Linked DNA regions of Homo sapiens: region 2 is linked to region 1. The links are chromatin contacts, found by Hi-C or POLR2A ChIA-PET in ENCODE. All regions are on one chromosome and are shown on one strand. The core of a region is the stretch at or near the end of the contact, and the rest is flanking DNA. Distances in the headings are between cores, read along the strand shown. Region 1 holds the start of LOC124901429 (a long non-coding RNA gene). Region 2 overlaps PLEKHG1 (pleckstrin homology and RhoGEF domain containing G1).

Region 1 (5,642 bases), core at 3,031-5,530:
CGACAGACTGATATTGAAGGTCCACTCGATAGAGAGGATGGGGGAGGATGTGGGGAGGGCCGAGGCTGGAGCAGGGGTCCGTCAAAGGGGACTTTGGCCTTATTTGTAACATTTTAATATTTTACTTGGCGAATAGTTTGTACTAAATGGCCTTATTCCCAGAATCCTCTGCGGTCTTGCCAGTGATTCTTACACTTCGCATTCCCCACTTACGCATCCAGTTGAATCATTCAGGTTCTGGGGGTGCAGTGTGTGTGTTCTGAACAAAGGATTATGCCATTAACAAAAGAGAGCAGCCCACTGAAGTTTGATGTCATTAGGATGGTAACAATCCCCACGGAGTCTTTCCACAAATAGGTAACAATACCTTCTCTCCCTCCTCTAGGAGAGTGCCTTCCTGGAGCCTGATTTCTGGTTCTGAGCGGAAAGCCATTGTCCCAGGCTCCACTCAGTCTAGTTGCAAGTGCAGATCGGAGGCTAGGAAAGTCCCCTCATCCACTTCGCACAGAGGAATTGATTCTCGGAACCAGAGGAGAAAGGCAGGAGGCAAAACACAGAAGGCAGGGAGACCCCTTCACCCCGGCCTTCCTGCTTCCTGCGCCAGCCTGGCCACACCCTCCTCCCAGCCCAGCCCCAACACCGCACTTTCTCCGGGTCCTGTCGTTCTTCTGTGTGCACCTCGTACTCCAGCCAAAGGAAAGTTCCTCCTGTTTCCAGAACGTTCGCATGCTTTCCTGCAGCAGGTCTTGTTCACGCCTGTTCCTCTGCCTAAGGTAATCCTACCAGTCCTGCACGGCCACCTCTAATGCTGTCTCCAAGAATGTTTAGTCTCCCTTAGCCTGCCCACCAGATGTCCTTTCTTTGTGGTCCAACCCCCCTCACCACCTGAGGGCCCCCCATGTCTCGTGAGAAGTGCCCTTGTCTCCTCCTCCTGTCTCCACGGGGAGAGAGTGTAAGCCCCGTGAAGGCAGGGTGGTGCGTGACTCATCCATCCATCCTTCCTCCTTCCCATACGCCAGTCCTTATTCCAGGATTTGGAGATGTAAAAATGGACAAAAGATTGCCCCTATTCTCCTGGAGCTCATCTTAGGGACTCAGATAATTACCAAAGTCAGGGAAGGACCGTGGGCCCCTAGCCTCCAGGTTGACAGCTTCTACCTACTTGAGCATCTCGAGGAGCATGCAAGCCCGGCCTCTTCTTTGCATTCACTATATCTCAAAACTGAGAGGAAGCCTCATTCTCCACAGCGCCAGGGCCCTGAGTAGAAGGTGGGAGGGGAGCCTACCTTTCCAGTGCAAGAGGGAACGGAGGCCCATAAATTATACAGAGATGAGCGGTTCAGTCACGTCAGCACAAAGGAACACCTTCCATCTTCCTCGTGTAGACACTGGGGGAGAGGCTGAGTCACTACATGACTCTGTTCCCTGGGTGCGTGCATGTGTGTTTATGTGTGTGTGCATGTCTGCATGTGTGGGCACATGTGTATGTGCACAGGTGCATATGTCTGAAGAGAAGCAGCTGTTGGAAAGCCTTGGTGTGATGAATTGTCACCCTGTGTGCCTCCCTGGGAGGGTCAGAAGGGCCTGGTTCTGGGCACAGGGCCACTGGGTCCTGCTGGCCCTTCCCCATTGGTGGTTTTAAGGACTGCTCCTATCTCAGGATGGAGGGGAGTGGAGAAGCCAGTCCCCCCTGGCCAGCTCCTTGCTGTGGGCACTCCCTAAAACATCTGTGGCCTTTGGGAGAATGAAAGAGAAATGAGCCGCAGCCATGCGGTATCCCGGGGGCTGGCAGGTGAGCACAAGATGGGTCAGGATGTAGTTCTGGCTGTGTCAGTGTCCGAGAAGAGGGACCATTCTGTGGGCCTTACGTAAACCACAGCACAGGGGACTCAGCTTCTGGCTAAGAGAGTGAACCCCTGGAGTCCAAGGGCCTGGGTTCAAATCTTGGTTCTGTTATCTACTTGCTGAGAGCCCTGCAGCAGCTACTTTAATGGCTCCAGGCTTCCGTTTTCTCATCTGTGAAATGGGAAGAGCAAATAGACCTCCCTCAAAGAGTTGCTGTAAGGCTTAAATGTAAAGGACTTTGAATAGTACTTGACACAGAGTACGTATGCAAGAAAAGGTAGCTGGGTTTTGTTGTTGTTGTTGTTTTGTTTTTGAGTCAGAATCTCACTCTGTTGTCCAGGCTGGAGTGCAATTGTGTGATCTTGGCTCACTGCAACCTCTGCCTCCCAGGTTCAAGGCTGATTCTCCCGCCTCAGCCTTCTGAGTAGCTGGGATTACAGGCATGCACCACCATACCTGGCTAATTTTTATATTTTTAATAGAGATAGGGTTTCACCACGTTGGCCAGGCTGGTCTCGAACTCCTGACCTCAGGTGATCTGCCTGCCTTGGCCTCCCAAAGTGTTGTGATTACAGGCATGAGCCACCGTGCCCAGCCTGGTTTTTTTTTATTATAGTAGGACACAATAAATAGGAGATGGCACCTCCTACTTGTCTATCTAATACATACAGACCAAGTTCAGCCATATGTGGTGATAGCATTAGAGAACATCCCGCCTTACACGGCAGTGCTTTCTCCTCCTTTGAGGTGACTCCACCTCTCCCACCCATCTCCCCCACGCAGATGTCCAGCACCCTCTGTTGTCTTCTTGGCTGGCCAGGTAAGGCACTCTTACTGTACCTGTCCAGGGAAGCCCACACCAGACAGAAGCCCGACTCTGGAGTAAGCATGAGTAAGCGCGCCCCTTCGAACCTCAGAAACTCTTTGAGGCCAGAAGCAGTGTCTAACTGCTTCCTTCCTCTTTTTGTTCACAAAAATCTTTTAACCACTCCCTCTTCTGTGTCAGATGCATAAATAGTTGTTCTCTTCTGTACTATCTTCTAGAAAGTTGTTCTAAGTTGGACATGAGCTAGAGTTAAATCATGTCCATGAGAGAACATTGCTTGTCATTCTAGCCTGGTACTCTTGCCTTATTTAATTGATGGTGACATTTTAGGGATCACAAGTAGGCAAGAGAGAGAAATTTGGGGGGCAGGAGGTGTAAAGCTGGTCTAGAACAATTCCCACTCGCACTTAGAATCACCTCACGAAGCAACCTCGGACCCCACTTTAGTAAAAGCCACCCACGGTGCTTAGATCTGTTGAAGAAACATCATCTCCTGCACCCAACAAAGGCGATCTGACACAAAATTAGTGTGACCTGTTTCAATCAGTTGTAAGTAATATTTTTATGTCCTAAAGCAAAATATCTGTAATGCCCTGAAATTTTGAACAAAAATAAGATTTTGGTTTTGGTTTATACACATAAGCACAAAGCTACCTCTTTTCAGGGGTTGAACCTTTATATTTGTCTTAATTGCATTTTTACAAATATGATTTGCCCATATTACAGCAGATTTGTAAAGGGGCAGGTAAGCAAAGATGAGGAAGACAAGAAATAAATAAGCTGGGAGGCTAAAGAAAACTAACATGAGTACCGTATGCATGATGGTTTAGTAGCAATTTTTCATAAGCATTTCATTTGAGGCATAGAGCAGGTAAGTATTCTCCTACTCATTCTACAGATGGAGAAATCAAGGTGCAGGGGGGTTATATGGCTCTTCTTCAGAGCTTGAGGCTTTTTGGATGCCACACTTAGTGTCTATTCATACTGCCTCTCGTGGAAGGGAGCGAGGGGTAAGGCTGGGGAAGAAAGGGGTGCAGATGAACTTGGGGTAAATGCAGAAGACTGCTGGCACTGGGTCAGCAGGGGACAAAGCCAGAGCAGTTGTTGCAAGCGCCACCACCACTCCCGGAAAAGGCTGACAGGGCAGCCACCTGTGCACTCCTGGTCTGCTCTCAGCCCACTCTCTGTGAGCTCATCCCCACTGTGTGAGCTGATCTGACCCACTCACCAGGAAACACCTCACTGCAGTCGCCTCCAGCACCCCTTGCAGAGAGGCCCCTCTACCACTGCTCCCTCCTCCTGTTTCTTATGTTCTCCTCAGAAGCCACCACCCAGGACTTTGCAATGAAGGTTTTGATTTCGTCTGAGATTGCCCCCAGCCCCCCTGCCTGGGGCCCTGCCCTGCTCCTGCTGGCTGACATCGCTGGCCACTGCTCCCTGAGCTGGGTCAGTGCACAGCCTGGAGTGATTCCTGATGACGCTGGGAAATGGACCTATGACCCCTGCTTGTGAAGGGTCAGTGAACTTTCTGGTGGTGCACAGGGTGTCAGAACAGTGTCAGCAGGGCCAGCGGGGGAAAGTGCTGACAACTGTAGGCCCAGGCAGGACCGGCTCCTCCCTCGGAAGACTGCAAGCAGTGATAGCCATCTGTCCTTATCTCCGCCCCTCCAGCTCCCACAGCCATCCAGCTGACTTCCAATAGACAAATGGAAGTCAAGGGTGTCTGAAATTAACCAGTCATCTTCTCCAGGCCATTTTCTCATGGAAAGGGATTAACCTAAAGAAGGATGTGTGTTTTCTGGAAGGATAATAAATCTCTGCTCCTCTTGGGTTTTTCCTCCATTTTTCTCTTCCTTTTGTTACTTACACTCTTGCACCTATTCTAGGCTTTTCCACTTATATTTACTTTTCTATTTATACATTGAATTGAATACACAATTATGCTCTCATAGTGTATCTCTAAATACTACTCTATTCAAATACTATGTGTTAAAGTCTGTGCCAGGCACTGTCCCAAATACAATGAGAATTGGATCTGGTACACAAATAACCTCACTACAGATAGGGGGCAATAAATGTCATAAAAGGGATGCAAAGACATGGCTATTGGGGTGTAGACAAGAGTAGACCACTAGCAGATGAAGTGATTGGAGATGGTCAGGAAAATATGACATTTTAGCTGTGCAGTGAATTGGGTAGTAATAGGCAGAGAGAGTACAGCATTGAGGTCTTTTGCAGGATCTGGTGCAAAGTGGACGTTCCACAAATTCCAGGCAGAAAGGACAGCATAGGTAATAATGTAGAGACACCAAACAACAAGCAGCCTTGTTTTTACTGATGAACTGATTCGTTTGGGAAATGTTTGCTACTGTGCAGCAGGCATGGTTCTCAGTGTTAGGAATCCAGGAATAAACTGAGCACACAAAGTCCCTGCCCTCAAGGAGCTTGTGCTTTAATAGCAGGAGAAAGACACGAAACAAATACCATAATATGCCAGGTGCTGTTAGGCACTGAAAATAAAATTAAAGCTGGCCAGGTGCAGTGGCTGACGCCTATAATTCCAGCACTTTGGGAGACCGAAGCATGCAGATCACTTGAGTCCAGGAGTTCTAGACCATCCTGACCAACATGATGAAACCCTATCTCTACTAAAAATACAAAAGTTAGCCAGGTGTGGTGGTGCACGCCTGTAATCCCAGCTACTCGGGAGGCTGAGGCATGAGAGTTGCTTGGACCCAGGAGGTGGAGGTTGCAGTGAGCTGAGATCATGCCACTGCACTCCAGCGTGGGCAGCAGAGTGAGACTGTGTCTCAAAAAAAAAAAAAAAAAAAAAACAAATAAATAAATAAAAGCAGGATAAGGGGCAGAGAGTGACAAAGGACATATTTTTAAGAGGGTCATCAGGGAAGCCCTTCTAACAAACAAAAATCTTCTGGAAGTGACAGGGGCCACCATGCAGGTGTTGGGGGAT
Region 2 (6,021 bases), core at 3,502-6,001, 240 kb before region 1:
CAGCAGACCTGACTGCATTTAAAGCCACTGTTTTCTCTTTTTATTCTATTTAATCTGAAAAATAACAAAGATGTGATAACTGCTGTTGAATAAGGTCTTATTTAATAGGAAGGACCTGTAACATTTATTCTCTCCTGCTTTTGTAAGCCTAGAAATATATGCACATATGTGGGGTGGTTGTGATTTTAGAAGTTTCTGCTGCATCAGGAAAACCAATACTACGAAGTGATTGCGATTCTTGCAGATAATCAACATTTTGTTAGGGATGAAGTGAGAAATGCATTGTTAAGCTCTGGTTTTTGGTGGTGGTAGAGGTTGGGGCAGGGGTAGGGGTAGAGTTGACCCTGGAGACATAACTGACATTGTTAGTTGATGCAGAAACCCCAACAGTGGCCAGCCATCAAGGGACTCAGATAAACCTGGGAGAACCAATGTAGAAACAAGTCAATGTGCTTAGAAGGGATTATACTGTCTACCCAATTTGTGAAAACAGTGAATAGAGAGATACTATTTTCTAACAATCGACATTTTCATGAACTTTAAGATAGAAAATGTGATAGATACAAACAGACAATGAAATTTCAAATTGTTTTAAGGAAATAAAACTTACGAATGGCATCCATTTCAAGGATTGCTTGCTTGGCCTGAAAGAGAGAAAGTAGAGCTGTAATTCCAATTGCTTTTTTTTTCTTTAAACTCCAAATCTCAACACAGATCTTATCCCACCTGAATAAATAGATTTTTAAAAACGTTTAAAAACTCGCTATTTATGTTAAGCATTTACACACAGTGCAGGGAATTCAAGCAGATGAGCGCCCTCAAGTGGGTAATAGCTGCTACACCATCAAGGCACCGGAGCTAAGACTGCACCCCCAATCCTGTGAAAGAGGAGGGAGGGAGGCTGGTTCCGAAGCCTGGCTGATCATCAGCACTCATTGGCCAGCTTATTAAAAATGCAGATTCTCGGCTGGGCGCGGTAGCTCACGCCTGTAATCCCAGCACTTTGGGAGGCTGAGGCGGGCAGATCACAATCACAAGGTCAGGAGTTCAAGACCAGCCTGGCCAATATGGTGAAACCCCGTCTCTACTAAAAATACAAAGATTAGCCAGGCATGGTGGCGGGTGCCTGTAATCCCAGCTAACAGGGAGGCTGAGGCAGGAGAATCGCTTGAACCCAGGAAGCGGAGGTTGCAGTGAGCCGAGATTGAGCCACTGCACTCTAGCCTGGGCGACAGAGCAAGACTCCGTCTCAAAAAAAAAAAAAAAAAAAAATGCAGATTCTTGCCACCCAACCCTGATCTACTGACTCAAAAGCTCAAGGCACGGAGCCTGGTATCTTTATCACCAGCCCTCACCATGACACTATGGCCTTGTAACTATTTTGAGTTAATTGCAAAATGGCTGCTGGAAGTTTCCTCTCATTGTTGTCTTTCCTCCTGCAGAATGCTGTGATTATCATGAGCTAAGTCTCTCTGTTTCCCCAACTCCCTGCACCTCCCATCTCTTCTGTGTGCCCCAGAATCTCCCAGAGTGAGACGGCCCTGAAGGACAATGTCTGTGATCCCAGCTCAGGCACTTCACTAGGTGGGTGCTCTCCGAGCTCAACTGGACAGTGGGATCAGGGAGCCTCTCTTTCAGAATGGTCATTAGGATTCAATGATCAGCTCAACTGGTGAGTTCCACCCACTCTCCTAGGGCAGGGGTCCCCAACCCCCGAGCCACAGACTAGTACTAGTTCGTAGCCTGTTAGGAACTGGGCCGCACAGCAGGAGGTGAGTGGTGGGCAAGCGAGAGAAGCTTCGTCTGGATTTACAGTGGCTCCTCATGGCTCGCATTACAGCCTGAGCTCTGCCTCCTATCAGATCAGTGGCAGCATTAGATACTCATAGGAGTGTGAACCCTACTGTGAATTATGCATGCGAGGGATCTAGGTTGCAGCACTCCTTGTGAGAATCTAATGCCTGATGATCTGAAGTGGAGCTGAGGCAGTGATGCTAGCACTGAGGAGCAGATTAACGTTAGCAGAGAGGTTTGACTGCACAGAGACCATAATAAATCAATTGCTTGCAGATTCATATCAAAACCCTGTCAGTGAGTGTCAAGGAGCAATTAAGCTGCATCTGGTGGCAGGCTTTATCGTGGCAAGTGAGTTGATGTACTTCAATTGTACAGCTGCATCTGGTGGCCTTAAAAGTATGTTTGAGGCCGGGCGTGGTATCTCACGCCTATGATCTCAGCACTTTGAGAGGCTGAGGCGGGCAGATCACGAGGTCAGGAGTTCAAGACCAGCCTGACCAACACGGTGAAACCGTCTCTACTAAAAATACAAAAATTAGCTGTGCGTGGTGGTGTGTGCCTGACATCCCAGCTACTCAGGAGGCTGAGGCAGGAGAATTGCTTGAACCTGGGAAGGCAGAGGTTGCAGCACCACTGCACTCCAGCCTAGGCAACAGAATGAGACTCCATCTCAAAAAAAAAAAAAAAAAAAAAAAAAAAAAAAGTATGTTTGAGACAACTTCAAACCTCCTTACATTCTGGATTAAAGTCCAGGCGAATATCCTGAGATTGCCACAAAAGCACAAAAGCCTGCTTCCATTTCCAACATCCTATCTTTGTGAAGCAGGGTTTTCTGCAGTGACAGTGACCAAAATAAGATGAGAGCAGACTGGACATAAGCAACACACTTGGGGTGTCGCTGTCTCCCATCACCCCCAGATGGGACTGTCTAGTTGCTCAGGGCTAGAACAAGCTCAGGGCTCCCACTGATTCCACATTATGGTGAGCTGTAGAACGATTTCATTATATATTACCATGTAGTAATAGAAATAAAGTGCACAATAAACGTAATGTGCTTTCATCATCCCAAAAGCCTCCCCCTGCCTCCATCCGTGGAAAAATTATCTTCCACAAAACCAATCCCTGGTGCCCAAAAGGTTGAAGACCACTGTCCTAGGGGATTGTAGCCTTTCTTGCCTCTTTAAAGTTATTTTCATTTTTTAAGGGTAGTATAATTTAACCTACAAAACACTATGCTAAAAATAACTTTTAAAATAATTTTACTCTATTTTGCTACCATCTGTGATATCCCAGTACAAATATTTCGGCTAAGTGGCGATCACGTTTAGTGAAAAAGTGTGGGGCTTGGGGGAGCCTCAACACAGTCACCTTAGAGAAAACAAATGCTTCAATTTTTGTAACCTGATAGCTATCTCTCTCATACATTCAGAGTTTGAGATTATGAGTTGAAATTACTTGCAAACACAAATGTTAGCTCAGTCTCTCTCTGGGAAGTGCAATTACAGAAACATACTAATATATAAAATGCAAAATACCTTCACCTTTATTTTCAATTAATTTGGAGAAGAGTTAAATTTATTTACCACATATACTAATGGGCAATATGGCTATTTCCAAGAAGTTCCCTGGTATCTGTAAAGCTGACTTCAAGAATTTTTTTTTGTCTGGACATTTAATTTTTAAAGTACTGTTTCCAGGATTTCCACTAGGTGTCAGCCAAGGACCATCATTGAATTAAAAGAACGGAAGGCAGCTGGGAGGCTGTAACTAATGAGTTTCCCACAGCTGTGTTGACATTATTAGACTGGTGATACATTTCTTGATGTTTAAAATTTCCCACTATGCATTCATTTCACAGAAATAATAGAAATACATTTTGAAAACTTTAGGAAAATAAGAAATAATCTCGAGGAAAGATGTGGAAAGTTCACTTTAATGATAATCCTGCTTAAATAGAAAATTATGATTACATTATAGTGAATAAAGTATATTAGACAAGCGTGTTTGAGGCTGGGTGTGGTGGCTTGTGCCTGTAATCCTAGCACTTTGGGAGAGGCTGAGGCAGGTGGATCACTTGAGGCCGGGAGTTCGAGACCAGCCTGGCCAACATGGTGAAACCTCATCTCTACTAAAAATACAAAAATTAGCCAGGTGTGGTGGTGTGCGCCTGTAGTCCCAGCTACTCGGGTGGCTGAGGCACAAGAATACTTGAACCCAGAAGGTGGAGGTGGCAGTGTGCTTTTTCTTGTATGGAGATTGCACCACTGCACTCCAGCCTGGGTGACAGAGTGAGACGCTGTTTCAAAACAAAACAAAACAAAAAAAGGTGTTTTTATTGCCAGTGGGAATAATGTGGTTAGGATGCTCTTTGGAGCCAGATAGACCAATCCAGGCTTGGTCATGTACTAGTTATATAAACTTGGGCAGTTTATTTAATGTCTCTCAGCCTCTGTTTTTATTTTTTCTAGAATGGGAAGAATAAGAACTACCTCATAACATATTTTGGTGAGGGTGAAATAAGAATATAAAGTACTCAGCACAGTGTGTATGCTCAATAAGTTGTAACTGAAAAGATGTTTTTAGATAGAAAGGATCGACAACTTGGGGAGAAAGTACGATGTTATATTGACTATATTAACCATTTGAATACTTAAAGGGAACTTCCTGAGGCACACACGCCTAGCGTGGGAGAAAGACAGGTATGTAAGGGGGTCTCATTTTGTAACTGCCTTTCAGAATCTTGTTAGCAATTTTGATTTTCCCAGCAGACAGGTAAACAATGGGTGGGGCCCATCAAAGATACTCTGCCATTGCTCAGAAGGGCATTCTAAGGCACCAGGCCAGCAACAAAATGACTAATCATAAAGAAAATGCAGTCCCCTCTCTGCATGAGCTCCCTTTCATCTCATAACACCCTGACGAAATGAAAACTCATGCTTAGGTCCAAGTCCACACCTATGCACATTCATTTCCTGAGGACCAAATCATTGCTGGCAGTCCTGAGAACAAGCTTCAAATGCTTGTCAAAATATACAGAGAACAAAACAGACTGTCCCCTTTCTCAGAAATCTCAGCCCTTATTTTCCACCCAGTTCAATTTTCATGATCATCATCCCATTGTCTGCTCCACCTCACTCCTCCCAGCCCCAACTTGGACTGTTTCACCATCCATGTGAATAATCCACCCACCACCCTAGTTCCTTGACCACTTTCTAATGACCTTTTCCTCCACTCCAGAGCAGCAGCACAGAATCAGAGCCACCTCCAGAACCTGATCACACTCAAAACCGTCCCACCTCTAAGGCAGGACTCCAAAAGTCCCTTCTTCAATTACAGATTAGGGTATTTCCTTCTCTCTCACATTAAGTCCTGCTGAACCGGGCTTTATGACAATACTGCAGTCCCTCACCCCACGCCTCTGTCGCCAGCTGGTTTTCCTCTTCACTCAGCCTAATGTCATGCCCAATTACTGCAACTGCGTGCTCACTGGCACCCTCCCCACCCCCGCCCTGGGAACCTTCCCCTACCAGCTCTGCCGGTTCCCAACCTGGAGGAACCCACACACACCACGGTTTTCACCAGTAGTTTCCAAGCTGCTGAGCAGATTTTGAAATGACGTCATCACACTGATTCATGGGGGCCAGCCTCAGTTGGGTCTTTGATGTCTTTCACAGGCTATTCTAGTCATCTCTAGTGACTGGTCCATTTTGTTTTTTTTTTTTTTTGAGACAGAGTCTCACTCTGTCGCCCAGGCCGTAGTGCAGTGGCGTGATCTCGGCTCAATGCAAGCTCCGCCTCCCGGGTTCACGCCATTCTCCTGCCTCAGCCTCCCGCGTAGCTGGGACTACAGGCACCCGCCACCACGCCTAGCTAATTTTTTGTATTTTTAGTAGAGATGGGGTTTCACCGTGTTAGCCAGGATGGTCTTGATCTCCTGACCTCGTGATCTGCCCGCCTCCGCCTCCCAAAGTGCTGGGATTACAGGTGTGAGCCACCGCGCCCGGCCAGCAAGTGTTCTTCTGATCCTTTCCACTTTCCCTCAGACACCCCTGCTCTCTGCTTCACTCACTCAGCAGATGACTTTATTATCTGCACGAGTGAAATCGAACCCTTTGTCTTCCCCCAAGTCCACCTCAAAGTTCCTCTGTCTTTCATCTTTTTCTCCCTTGGTTCAGAGAGATGCTTCCAGCCCTTTCCAAGATGAGCCCCTATTCCTGTGTGTCC

What was found. Hi-C counts contacts between places; a loop is a spot of excess contacts on that map. ChIA-PET counts read pairs that join two places held with the same protein, here RNA polymerase II (POLR2A). Pooled maps may share reads with other maps.
Region 2: a pooled map shows a loop between it and region 1 (3-fold over the local background). The contact joins two enhancer-like sites. A Hi-C loop is called at or near these places in 1 of 168 maps with a recorded cell type or tissue (dorsolateral prefrontal cortex) and 2 of 50 pooled maps. POLR2A ChIA-PET finds 5 or more read pairs at or near these places in 3 of 52 experiments (HepG2, activated CD4-positive, alpha-beta T cell and activated T-cell).

Annotation. Positions count from the first base shown.
Region 1 is chr6:150,571,788-150,577,429 of GRCh38, reverse strand. It overlaps LOC124901429 (a long non-coding RNA gene), which reads left to right and starts at 395. Exons shown (of 2, transcript XR_007059810.1): 1 at 395-773; 2 at 3,993-4,513. Within about 2 kb of position 4,280, at least 2 of the 41 ENCODE cell types and tissues checked have a DNase peak (open chromatin) inside an H3K27ac peak, as active enhancers do.
Region 2 is chr6:150,812,806-150,818,826 of GRCh38, reverse strand. It overlaps PLEKHG1 (pleckstrin homology and RhoGEF domain containing G1), which reads right to left. Exons shown (of 17, transcript NM_001029884.3): 12 at 611-644. Among named protein-coding and RNA genes, the nearest start is that of MTHFD1L, 50 kb to the left of the region's middle. RefSeq lists enhancers at 4,978-5,127, 5,368-5,467. Within about 2 kb of position 4,751, at least 10 of the 41 ENCODE cell types and tissues checked have a DNase peak (open chromatin) inside an H3K27ac peak, as active enhancers do.